2 separate regions of the Homo sapiens genome follow, and region 2 is linked to region 1. A link is a contact called in ENCODE Hi-C or POLR2A ChIA-PET data. All regions are on one chromosome and are shown on one strand. Each heading gives the region's core, a stretch centred on a gene start or an enhancer-like site at or near the end of the contact. The rest is flanking DNA. Distances are from core to core; before and after follow the strand shown. Region 1 overlaps NFAM1 (NFAT activating protein with ITAM motif 1). Region 2 overlaps LOC124900479 (a long non-coding RNA gene).

Region 1 (5,287 bases), core at 2,083-4,582:
GGATTACAGGCGTGAGCACCTGCGCCCGGCCTTGACTTTCAAAACAGGCAAAAAGGAGGCAACTGCTGTAAAGACACTGATTGACCCTTGTGAGGCTTATTCCCGATTCAAACCTTGGACGTTCTGCACTTGGTTTGTGTCCCCGAGCGGCCACCGTACACCCTGGTTCGGGGGTCTAGAGGCATGAAAATGAGCCATGGATGGGCTGTGGAAATGGCCACGTCTTGAGGCATCTTTGTAATTTGGAGGTGTTGAAAGATGTGACAACCTGTCCGATGGCGCCATTCCAAAGGCAACGGTGCTAAAAGCTCCGAAATAGTCTCTGTTCAAAGGTTGTCTTCCAAGTCCTGCAAAATGCCCCTCCCTCACCAGCCACTTGGCCACACGCTTTTGCATTTGATGCCTGTGTCCTGCCCGCTTGCTCATCTGTGGCATCCTGGGATTTGTGCTCAGGCACATGGCTGGGGCTCTGAGAGCCCCGATCGCAGCCTTTCAGATGGGCCTTTAAAAAGGCACAGCTCTGAGAGATGCCAGAATTAAATTGGAGGGCAAACCCCATGCCTAAAATAAAGACTGTGGGAACTGCTTTCTTCTGTACCTGGGGAATCAAAGTGTTTTCCTTTAAAATCGACCTAACTTGGGATGGATACCTTTGATCAGCGTTGTCTGGGTCCTCACGCCCTTGACTGACAACGCGCGCTTGATGCCATAGAAGGGATTGAGTTCCATGCAGTGGGGAGCCGGGACCAAAGCCCTGGCCCATGACTTGGTGGTGGGAGGAGCCTCAGCAGCTGGAGCAGAGTGTGAGGGACGGGGGAGATTGTGGGTGGCAGATTCTGGGGGTGAGAGGAAGCCACAGAAGCATTTTCTTCTTTTCTTCTCTTTTTCTTTTCTTTTTTTTTTTTTTTTGAGACAGAGTTTCACTCTTACTGCCCAGGCTGGAGTGCAATGATGCGATCTCGGCTCACCGCAACCTCTGCCTCCCAGGTTCCTGCCTCAGCCTCCCGAGTAGCTGGGATTACAGGTGCCCACCACCCCACCACACCTGGCTAATTTTTGTATTTTTAACAGAGACGGGGTTTCACCATGTTGGCCAGGCTGGTCTCAAACTCCTGACCTCAGGAGATCCACCCACCTCACGCTCCCAGAGTGCTGGGATTACAGGCGTGAGCCACTGCGCCTAGCCCATGGGAGCATTTTCAATAAGAGCATACCAAGTTTTCCACGGTGCATTCCTTTCCCAAAATGTCCGCCCCTGCTGCAGAACAGGGATGCCATCTGGCCCTCTGCAGCACTGGCTTTGTCACAGGGCCAGCCTGTAGAGGGCTCGGGGGTCACTCCTGTTTTGGGAGCCACAGGCTGTGCTTGAGCTGAGGTGACAATAACAGTCCCCCAGTGCTGCAGGGCCATTTCTGACTACCATTGTCCCCAGGCCCCTACCTATTGCTGGCCCTGTCTACCTATTAGATGACCCAAGTTTAAGGAAACAGCCTCTGAATTTTTGACTCCCTTTAAAGAAGTATATTTCTTTCCTTTGAGAATGTTTTCTTTTCTTGCTTTGAGGAGTTTGTTTGTTTGTTTGTTTGTGACAGAGTCTCGCTCTGTCACACAGGCTGGAGTGCAGTGGCGTGCGTGATCTCGGCTCACTGCAACCTCTGCCTTCTGGGTTCAAGCGATTCTCTTGCCTCAGCCTCCCGAGTAGCTGGGATCACAGGCGCCTGCCACCATACCCGGCTAATTTTTGTATTTTTAGTAGAGACAGTGTTTCACCGTGTTGGCCAGGCTGGTCTTGAACTCCTGACCTCTAGTGATCCACCTGCCTTGGCCTCCCAAAGTGCTGGGATTACAGGCGTGACCCACTGCACCCAGCCTGTTTGTTTTTTGAGAGAGGGTCTCTCTTTGTCACCCAGGCTGGAGTGCAGTGGCATGATCATAATTCATTGCAGCTTCGAACTCCCAGGCTCAGGTGATCCTCCTGCCTCAGCCTCCTGAGTAGCTAGGACTACAGGCATGCCATCATGCCTGGCTAATTTATTTATTTATTGAGTAGAGATGGGGTCTCACTATATTCTGCAGGCTGATCTTAAAGTCCTGAGCTCAAGAAATCACCCAAGTTCAGGAGTTCGAGACTAGCCTGGCCAACATGGTGAAACCCCACCTCTACTAAAAATACAAAATTAGCCAGGCGAGGTGGCGCATGCCTGTAATCCTAGCAACTTGGGAAGCTGAGGCAGGAGAATTGCTTGAACCGGGGAGGTGGAGGTTGTAGTGAGCCGAGATCGTGCCATTTCACTCGAGCCTGGGTACAAGAGCAAAATTCTGCCTCAGAAAAAAAAAAAAAAAAAAAAAAAAAAAAAAAAAAAACCAAGAGTGGGATTACAGACTCAAAGGGACCCAGCTTAAAATCCCATGTCTACCACTGCAATTTGGGCAAACCTCTTGCCTTCTCTGAGCCTCAGTTTTGTCATCTGCAAAAGGTGAAACCAAACCCAGGGGACATTGGCTCTTCTGATCACATGGCTTAACAGTGACGCCTGAGAGTCTGTGCTGTGCGGGGCAGCCAGACACCCAGGAGTGGCTCAGGGAGGAAGTGAGCATGTCCTGGAGACAGAGGGGGACCCCAAAGCCCAGGAGAGGAAGGAATGGGTAGGACATTCCGCACAGCCGGAACAGCACGGGCGAAGGCGCCGGAGTGTGGCAGGCTGACGTCTACGCAGGAGTGGGCGAGTGAGGGCCAGAGAGCAGCTGAGCGGGGCTGTGCAGGTCCTGGGAGGCAAGAACTGGATCCTCCAAGCCAGGGACTTTCCATTTTTCTTAGCAGTGGCCCAAAGTTAAGAGATGCATGTTTTAGCGTGACCCTGTCTGAACCCAATTGTATGAATATAACTGAAACTAGAAGGTCGCAAACAGTGCCCTTACTACGCATGAAATGCTTCATGTTCTATTTTTTTTAATTGCTTGTCTTGACCCCGTAAATTGATTTCAGACTCCTTCCTGGGTCTCCTCCAGCAGGGAGCCCCTGCCGGTTCAGGCAGGGCAGGAGCAGGATGAGTTTGTGGATCGCTGGGGACTCAGAGCCACAGAGACAGCCCTGGTTGGGCAGGAGAGGGGACTGGATGGGAGCTGTTGAGTTGGAGGGATGGGGGCGTTGTGCAGGTGGTGGGCAGGTCTGATCCTGAACATCAGTGATCCACAGGAAAGCTGCCAGGTGGGCACACAAACACGTGGGGGCACACCCCGCCAGGGACTCACTCGGCATGTGGTCCCCGCGCCAGGTGTGGGAGGATAGCAACTCCGCCCAGCTCTCAAACTCCAAGTTCAAGCAGCCACAGATTCATAAGAAGAACCGGAAAAGGAAGGACTCAGGCACCCGTGGGCGGTTGACAAACTCTTTCCCAACAAGGGTGGGAGAAGAGCAGCTGGAGGCTGAAGGCAGAGGGCTGTTCATGCCCCCAGCCCTGCACACACCACACCCCTGAGGGGCCTTCAGCCAGGCCAGGCCAGCGCCCGGGACAGGGACAGTGCCCAAGTCTGGGTCAGGGAAAGACCCCTGGGGGTCCTTCTGTGCCTGGACCATCAGGGCCTATGTGCCCTGCACTGAGGGCATGTCATTTAACCCGGCAGAAGGGTATAGGGCTGGCATTTGCCTTTTAAAAAAAAAAAAAACAGAGATAGCTCTTGTCACCCAGGCTGGAGTGTAGCAGTGCGATCTCGGCTCACTGCAATCTCCGCCTCCTGGGTTCAAGCGATTCTCTTGCCTTACCCTCCCAAGTATCTGAGACTATAGGCTTGTGCCACTACACCCAGATACTTTTTTGTATTTTTAGTATAGAAGGGGTTTCACCATGTTGGCCAGGCTGGTCTTGAACTTCTGACCTCATGTGATCTGCCTGCCTCGGCCTCCCAAAGTGCTGGGGTTAATAGGCATGAGCCACCACACCCAGCTGGGATTTGCCTTTGTAGATCCCCAAGGAGGACTCCCTGTCTCATTCTTGTCCCTGGGGAAAGGCAGCCTGGCCCGTGGCAAGTAGCTGGGTTCCAGGTCCCAATTAATCCCACCACAACCCCTTAAGGCTGGCATTGTTGCTCCCCCTGTGTTGTGGGGAGACACTGAGGTCAGAGAAGTAAAGCCAGCTGCCCAAGTTGCACAGCCTTGAAGTGGCAGAGCCAGGAGCCGCATCCAGGCCTGTTGCCTCCAGAACCTGGGCTTTTCCCAAACGCCCCCGCTCATCGCCCCTATTTCTGGCCAGGCCCAAGGCTTCCTCACAGTGTGGGAGGGACTTCCCTGGAGCTGCAGAGAAGTGAGGGATGGAGGGTGTGTCACCCCCCAAAACACAGTCTCCTGTAAAGCAGGGTGGGCAGACTAAGCAGGGATCCACGGCGCTGCCCAGATGAGATGTCTGCGCTTGCAGTTCTGTGGGGGTGGGGAGGCACAGGAGAGGAGTTGAAGACTCAAAACAAACAGCCAAGCCCGGGGACGGGGCGGGGGCCCTCCCAGACACCGTGTGGCAACCCTGCCTCTGATGGCCCTGCTGCCCTCCTGCTCCACCCCTCCTCCCCCATGGTCCTCACTATGGGTGCCCTCTCCCCTCTCCCTGCACCATCCTATCCACATTCAGCAGGTTCAAGAAGCTCCTGTTCAGAAAACTCCCCCTGGGCCAAACTCCCTGCCCCTGCAGCAGGGCAGGCCAGGCAGGAGAGTTCAGGTCCTCACCAGCCCCTCCTCACTCTCTGCCCCAACTCTGCCCTCCCTGAGCCTCAGGGGTGCTCCTTGCAGCCACCTCCAGGCCCCGCTCTCCACAGGGCAAATCTCAAATCCTCCTAAACTCTCTAAGTGGAAGGGAAGTTCTCAAATCCGTTCCCTGCACAGAAAACACCTGGGGCTCCTTGAGACGTTTCCTCCCTGCGCCCCAGGACCTGTTCCAGCTCTGCCTGCCCCAGATCCCATGGGACCTGGAGAATAACCAGAAAAGCAGCTGGGAGCAGCTCCTGGGCCCTCTAGGCCCCTTGGTGCTGGGGGATTTCTCCTGGCAAAACTCAGCTCCTCTGGTCACTCTAAGTCAAAGTTCTATGGTCACCGAAAGTCACAAATGCGTCCCAGTTCTTCACATCTCTAACCCTGTGTAACAGACAAAACTTCAAACTCTAAAGCTGAAGTGGTTCCCCAGGCCACCTGAAGCCTGTGTGAGGGTGAGGGGCGAGGTGCCTCTTCTCTTTCCCACCCAGACCCCTTCCTTGTCCGTCCCCACCGGTCAACCTGGGTGGAGGCAGAAAAGACCTGCCTTGT
Region 2 (5,287 bases), core at 1,342-3,841, 120 kb before region 1:
CATTCTCCTACCTCAGCCTCCAGAGTAGCTGGGATTACAGGCACCCACCACCACACCCGGTTAAGTTTTTGTATTTTTAGTAGAGACAGGGTTTCATCATGTTGGCCAGGCTTGCTTCAAACTCCTGACCTCAAGTGATCCACCCTCCTCGGCCCCTCAGAGTACTGGGATTACAGGGGTGAACCACAGTGCTGGGCCCAGAATCCATTTTGAAGTGGAGCCAACAGGATTTGCTGCTGGGTGTTGTGAGAGTGGGAGGAGTCAGGGATGACGCACGGGTGTTGGCCTGAGCAGCTGGAGGAAGTGAGTTGCCGTGAGCTATGGGCACAGCCAGAGCTGGCTTTGTTGACTGTTTTATCTGATGCTGACCAGCCACTGACCTACTCTTCCTACAGATACATTGAGACTATCACACCGAGGGCCCACGGGCTTCGCTGGTCCGAGACCAAGTGTCCTTTCTCTTGAAGTGTTTGCATAATGTCTGCTTCAATGCACTGTAGGTGGTGTGCACTGTAGAGTTTCACTCTCAGGAGGAAATTTATTCCACAACGGTAGCTGCACGTGTCTACCCAAAGATATTAACTTGCTGTGTTACCGACTCCTAGCATTCCTTAGGACTGTATGGCTTTGAACTTCATCTGAGGCTTCTACACTCTGTGGCTTTGACTTGGCCCTCCTCTGCTACCTGTGGTGATTCTTAGGGGCTGGTACAATTCTTTTTTGTTGTTGTTGTTGTTGTTGAGACGGAGTCTTGCTCTGTTGCCCAGGCTAGAGTACAACGGCGTGTGATCTTGGCTCGCTGCAACCTCTGCCTCCTGGGTTCAAGCGATTCTCCTGCCTCAGCCTCCCGAGTAGCTGAGATGACAGGCATGTGCCACCACATCCAGCTAATTTTGTATATTTAGTAGAAACGGGATTTCACCATGTTAGCCAGGCTAATCTCGAACTCCTGACCTTAGATGATCCGCCCGCCTTGGTCTCCCAAAGTGCTGGGATTAGGGGCATGAGCCACCGCGCCTGGCCCTTTTTTTTTTTTTTGAGACAGAGTTTCACTCTTGTTGCCCAGGCTGGAGTGCAGCAGTGCAATCTCGGTCCACTGCAACCTCCGCCTTCCAGTTTTCAAGTGATTCTCCTGCCTCAGCCTCCTAGGTAGCTGGGATTACAGGCACCCACCACCATGCCTGGCTAATTTTTTGTATTTTTAGTAGAGACGGGGTTTCACCATGTTAGCCAGGATGGTCTTGATCTCCTGACCTCATGATCCGCCCGCCTTGGCATCCCAAAGTGCTGGGATTACAGACATGAGCCACTGCGCCTGGCCTTTTGTATTTTTTAGTAGAGACGGGGTTTCACCATGTTGTCCAGGCTGGTCTTGAACTCCTGACCTCGTGATCTGTCCACCTTGGTGTCCAAATTGCTGGGATTACAGGCGTGAGCCACGGCGCCCAGCTGTTTTTTGTTGTGGGTGGTGGTGGTGGTTTGTTTTGTTTTGTTTTTGAGACAAGATCACCCAGGCTAGGGTGCCGTGGAGCAGTCATGGCTCACTGCAGCCTTGAACTCCTGGGCTCAAGCCATCCTCTTGCCTCAGCCTCCTGAGTAGCTGGGACTACAGGCACACACCATTACACCAAATTCAGTAGCTTCAAATAACACCCATTGTTAGCTCACAATTCGGTAGGACTGTAATGGATTGAATCATGACTCGTTCTCCCCACCAAATTCACATGTTGAAGTTCCAACTCCTACTACCTCAGAATGTCATCTTATTTGGAGATAGGTTCTTCTCAGAGGTGAACAAGTTAAAATCAAGATATCAGGCTAGGCCATATTCCAATATGACAGGTGTCCTTAGGAAAAAGGGAAATTTCATTATACACATCCAGAGAGAACATCAAATAGAAACGATGTGGTTATTTATTTATTGAATCAGAGTTTCACTCATGTTGCCCAGGGTGGAGTGCAATGGCACGATCTCAGCTCACTGCAACCTCCGCCTCCTGGGTTCAAGCCATTCTCCTACCTCAGCCTCCCGAGTAGCTGGGATTACAGGCGCCCACCATCACACCCGGCTAAGTTTTTGTATTTTTAGTAGAGACGGGGTTTCATCATGTTGGCCGGGCTGGTTTCAAACTCCTGACCTCAAGTGATCCACCCTCCTCGGCCCCTCAAAGTACTGAGATTATAGGGGTGAACCACAGCACTGGGCCCAGAATCCATTTTGAAGTGGAGCCAACAGGATTTGCTGCTGGGTGTTGTGAGAGTGGGAGGAGTCAGGGATGACGCACGGGTGTTGGCCTGAGCAGCTGGAGGAAGTGAGTTGCCGTGAGCTATGGGCACAGCCAGAGCTGGCTTTGTTGACTGTTTTATCTGATGCTGACCAGCCACTGACCTACTCTTCTTACAGATACATTGAGACTATCACACCGAGGGCCCACGGGCTTCGCTGGTCCGAGACCAAGTGTCCTTTCTCTTGAAGTGTTTGCATAATGTCTGCTTCAATGCACTGTAGGTGGTGTGCACTGTAGAGTTTCACTCTCAGGAGGAAATTTATTCCACAGCTGTAGCTGCACGTGTCTACCCAAAGATATTAACTTGCTGTGTTACCGACTCCTAGCATTCCTTAGGACTGTATGGCTTTGAACTTCATCTTGAGGCTTCTACACTCTGTGGCTTTGACTTGGCCCTCCTCTGCTACCTTTGATGATTCTCAGAAGCTGGTACAATTTCTTTTTTTTTGTTTGTTTGTTTTATTTTTTTGAGACAGAGTCTTGCTCTGTTGGCCAGGCTGGAGTGCAGTGGTGCGATCTCGGCTCACTACAAGCTCCGCCTCCCGGGTTCATGCCATTCTCCTGCCTCAGCCTCCGGAGTAGCTGGGACTACAGGCGCCCGCCACCATGCACAGCTAATTTTTTGTTTTTTTTAGTAGAGACGGGGTTTTACCGTGTTAACCAGGATGGTCTCGATCTTCTGAGCTGGTGATCTGCCCGCCTCGGCCTGCCAAAGTGCTGGGATGGGAGTCTTGCTCTGTCGCCCAGGCTAGAGTGCAGTGGCGCCATCTCGGCTCACTCCAGTTCTGCCTCCTGGGTTCACGCCATTCTCCTGCTTCAGCCTCCAGAGTAGCTGGGACTACAGGCAGCCGCCACCACACGTGGCTAATTTTTGGTATTTGTAGTAGAGACGGGGTTTCACCGTGCCCGGCCATAGTTATTCGTATGTTTATTGTTATTATTTTGTCTTTTTTTAATTTTTAGAGACAGGGTCTTGCTGCATTGCCCAGGTTGGAGGGCAGGGGCTATTCATAGGTGCGATCCCAGCCCACTGCAGCCTCAACTCCTGGCGTTGAGCGATCCCCCACCCCAGCCTCCCAAGTAGCTGGGATTACAGACACATGCCATTGTGCCCAGCTTGTATGTGTTTTCTGGGGTCATCCATTCCTTTAGCAAAAATGTGTTGAGCACCGGTGGAGCAGCAGTGCACCTGCCCAGGAGGCCCATGGCATGAGGCCGAGTGCAAACAGAAAGGGAGAGTAATTTCCTGGACTTTTACGAAGTGAGGCCCAAGGTTTGAACAGAATGCCCTGGTGAAAGGTTAGCTCATAGACCCCGGTGTGAGTTGAACTCTTAACCTTGTGGAGCAATAAATGAAGGCCTCCAGATATGAAATGATTTGCTTGGTGTCTCCTGCCTGCAACCTGTACATTTTTCTTCTAGACCATGCCTATTGTATTCTTGATTTTTTTTAAAAGACTATTTTGGGGAAACAGTTTTAAGTTCACAGCATAATTGAGAGGAAGGTACATTTATATGATTTTTAAACCTTGGAGGAAGAGGAAATTTTTTTTTTTGAGAGAGAGAGTCTCCCTCTGTCACACAGGCTGGAGTGCAGTGGCATGATCCCGGCCCACTGCAACCTCCGCCTCCCAGGTTCCAGTGATTCTCCTGCCTGTAATCCCAGCACTTTGGGAGGCTGAGGCATGCATATCGCTTGAGGGCAGGAGTTCGAGACCAGCCTGGCCAACATAGTGAAACCCTGTCTCTACTAAAAATACATAAATTACCCAACATGGTGATGCACAACTGTAATCCCAGCTACTCGGGGGGCTGAGGCATGAGAATTGCTTGAACCCGGGAGGCGGAGGTTGCAATGAGCCCAGATTGTGCCATTGCACTCCAGCCTGGGCAATAGAGCAAGACTCTGTCTCAAAACAAACAAACAAACAAAAAGTCTCAGAAAGGGAAATGAGCCATTGCAGAGAACAACTGTGTTTTGTGAGCGGGTCCCAACAATGCCACCACCAGGAGCGGGTGCCGCCCGCTCGGCCCCTGCAGAGCCGGGGACCTCAGAGGAAGGGGTGCAGGTGGCGGGGAGGGCCAGGCTGCAGATGCGGGGCCTCATTTTGTTTCCTTGTAAAGTGAATTCCCCAAAGGGTTCTGATGCTTTTGCTTGGCAGAGCAAGGGAAAATAAGACATTTTAAATGGATTCCATTGTCTTTCCTGGTGACAGAGCAGCCTCCCCAGCGTGTTTCCGTGTCTCTGTAGCCCCGTGAGAGCAGTTGCTCCCTTCTCCTCTTAAAACGCGGCAATAATGAGTCAGAAGAAAAAGTGCTTGTTGCCAAAGGCTGATTATTATAGGTCTCCGAGCATTCTGCATCCACCTGCTGAGGAAATCATGGCTTTGAGTGTGCAGAGATTTATTGCCATGCAAGTTCATTTGCAAGTTTAGAAGATAGGAACAGACTAATATTGAACTACAGAGGCAAAGATGGTAGAGTGTTTGAAGGGGTGCAACACAATTTTAAGATCCAGCCAATTCTCCCTCTCATCTCTCCTTCCCAACCCAAGGGCAATAACATCCCGCATCCCCAGGGCCATGCTCTGCATAGCTCTATGTAGCTGGCACATTCTCTAGGACTTGAGCTAACTGGAGCTTGGGGTCCTTGGCGATGACAAGCATGATATGCAGGGCAGCTCTCATCTCACAAGACCAGCTGGTAGGAAGCCCTTCCAAGACGTGGGTGGCCCTGAGCTTGAGCTTAGCTCAGGCAAAGTGGGAGATTGGAAAGAGAAGTGGAGGCAGGCTGGCCATCTTCCTTTTCTCACACACCTGCTGTGGCCTTGAGGAAGTCCTGTAAACTTTCAGGGCCCCAACTACCTCCTTCTCCAAATGGCTAGTGGCCTCCTTGAGCTCCTTGAGTAGGGCCACAGGCCACAGCAGTGAGAGTCCGCTGGGGGGTGATGAAGTTTTAGGGAGCCCAAGGCAAAGCAGCACACAGTGTGAAATACCATT

The links. A loop is a pair of places that touch in the nucleus more often than their neighbours do. ChIA-PET counts read pairs that join two places held with the same protein, here RNA polymerase II (POLR2A). Pooled maps may share reads with other maps.
Region 2: a loop to region 1 is called in a pooled map, with 2.5 times the contacts of the local background. The contact joins two enhancer-like sites. A Hi-C loop is called at or near these places in 2 of 50 pooled maps. POLR2A ChIA-PET finds 5 or more read pairs at or near these places in 2 of 52 experiments (IMR-90 and endothelial cell of umbilical vein).

Annotation. Positions count from the first base shown.
Region 1 is chr22:42,417,068-42,422,354 of GRCh38, reverse strand. The region is part of intron 1 of NFAM1 (NFAT activating protein with ITAM motif 1); the gene reads left to right. Among named protein-coding and RNA genes, the nearest start is that of NFAM1, 13 kb to the left of the region's middle. RefSeq lists an enhancer at 2,853-2,972. Within about 2 kb of position 3,332, at least 5 of the 41 ENCODE cell types and tissues checked have a DNase peak (open chromatin) inside an H3K27ac peak, as active enhancers do.
Region 2 is chr22:42,534,580-42,539,866 of GRCh38, reverse strand. The region is part of intron 2 of LOC124900479 (a long non-coding RNA gene); the gene reads right to left. Among named protein-coding and RNA genes, the nearest start is that of SERHL2, 17 kb to the left of the region's middle. Within about 2 kb of position 2,591, at least 5 of the 41 ENCODE cell types and tissues checked have a DNase peak (open chromatin) inside an H3K27ac peak, as active enhancers do.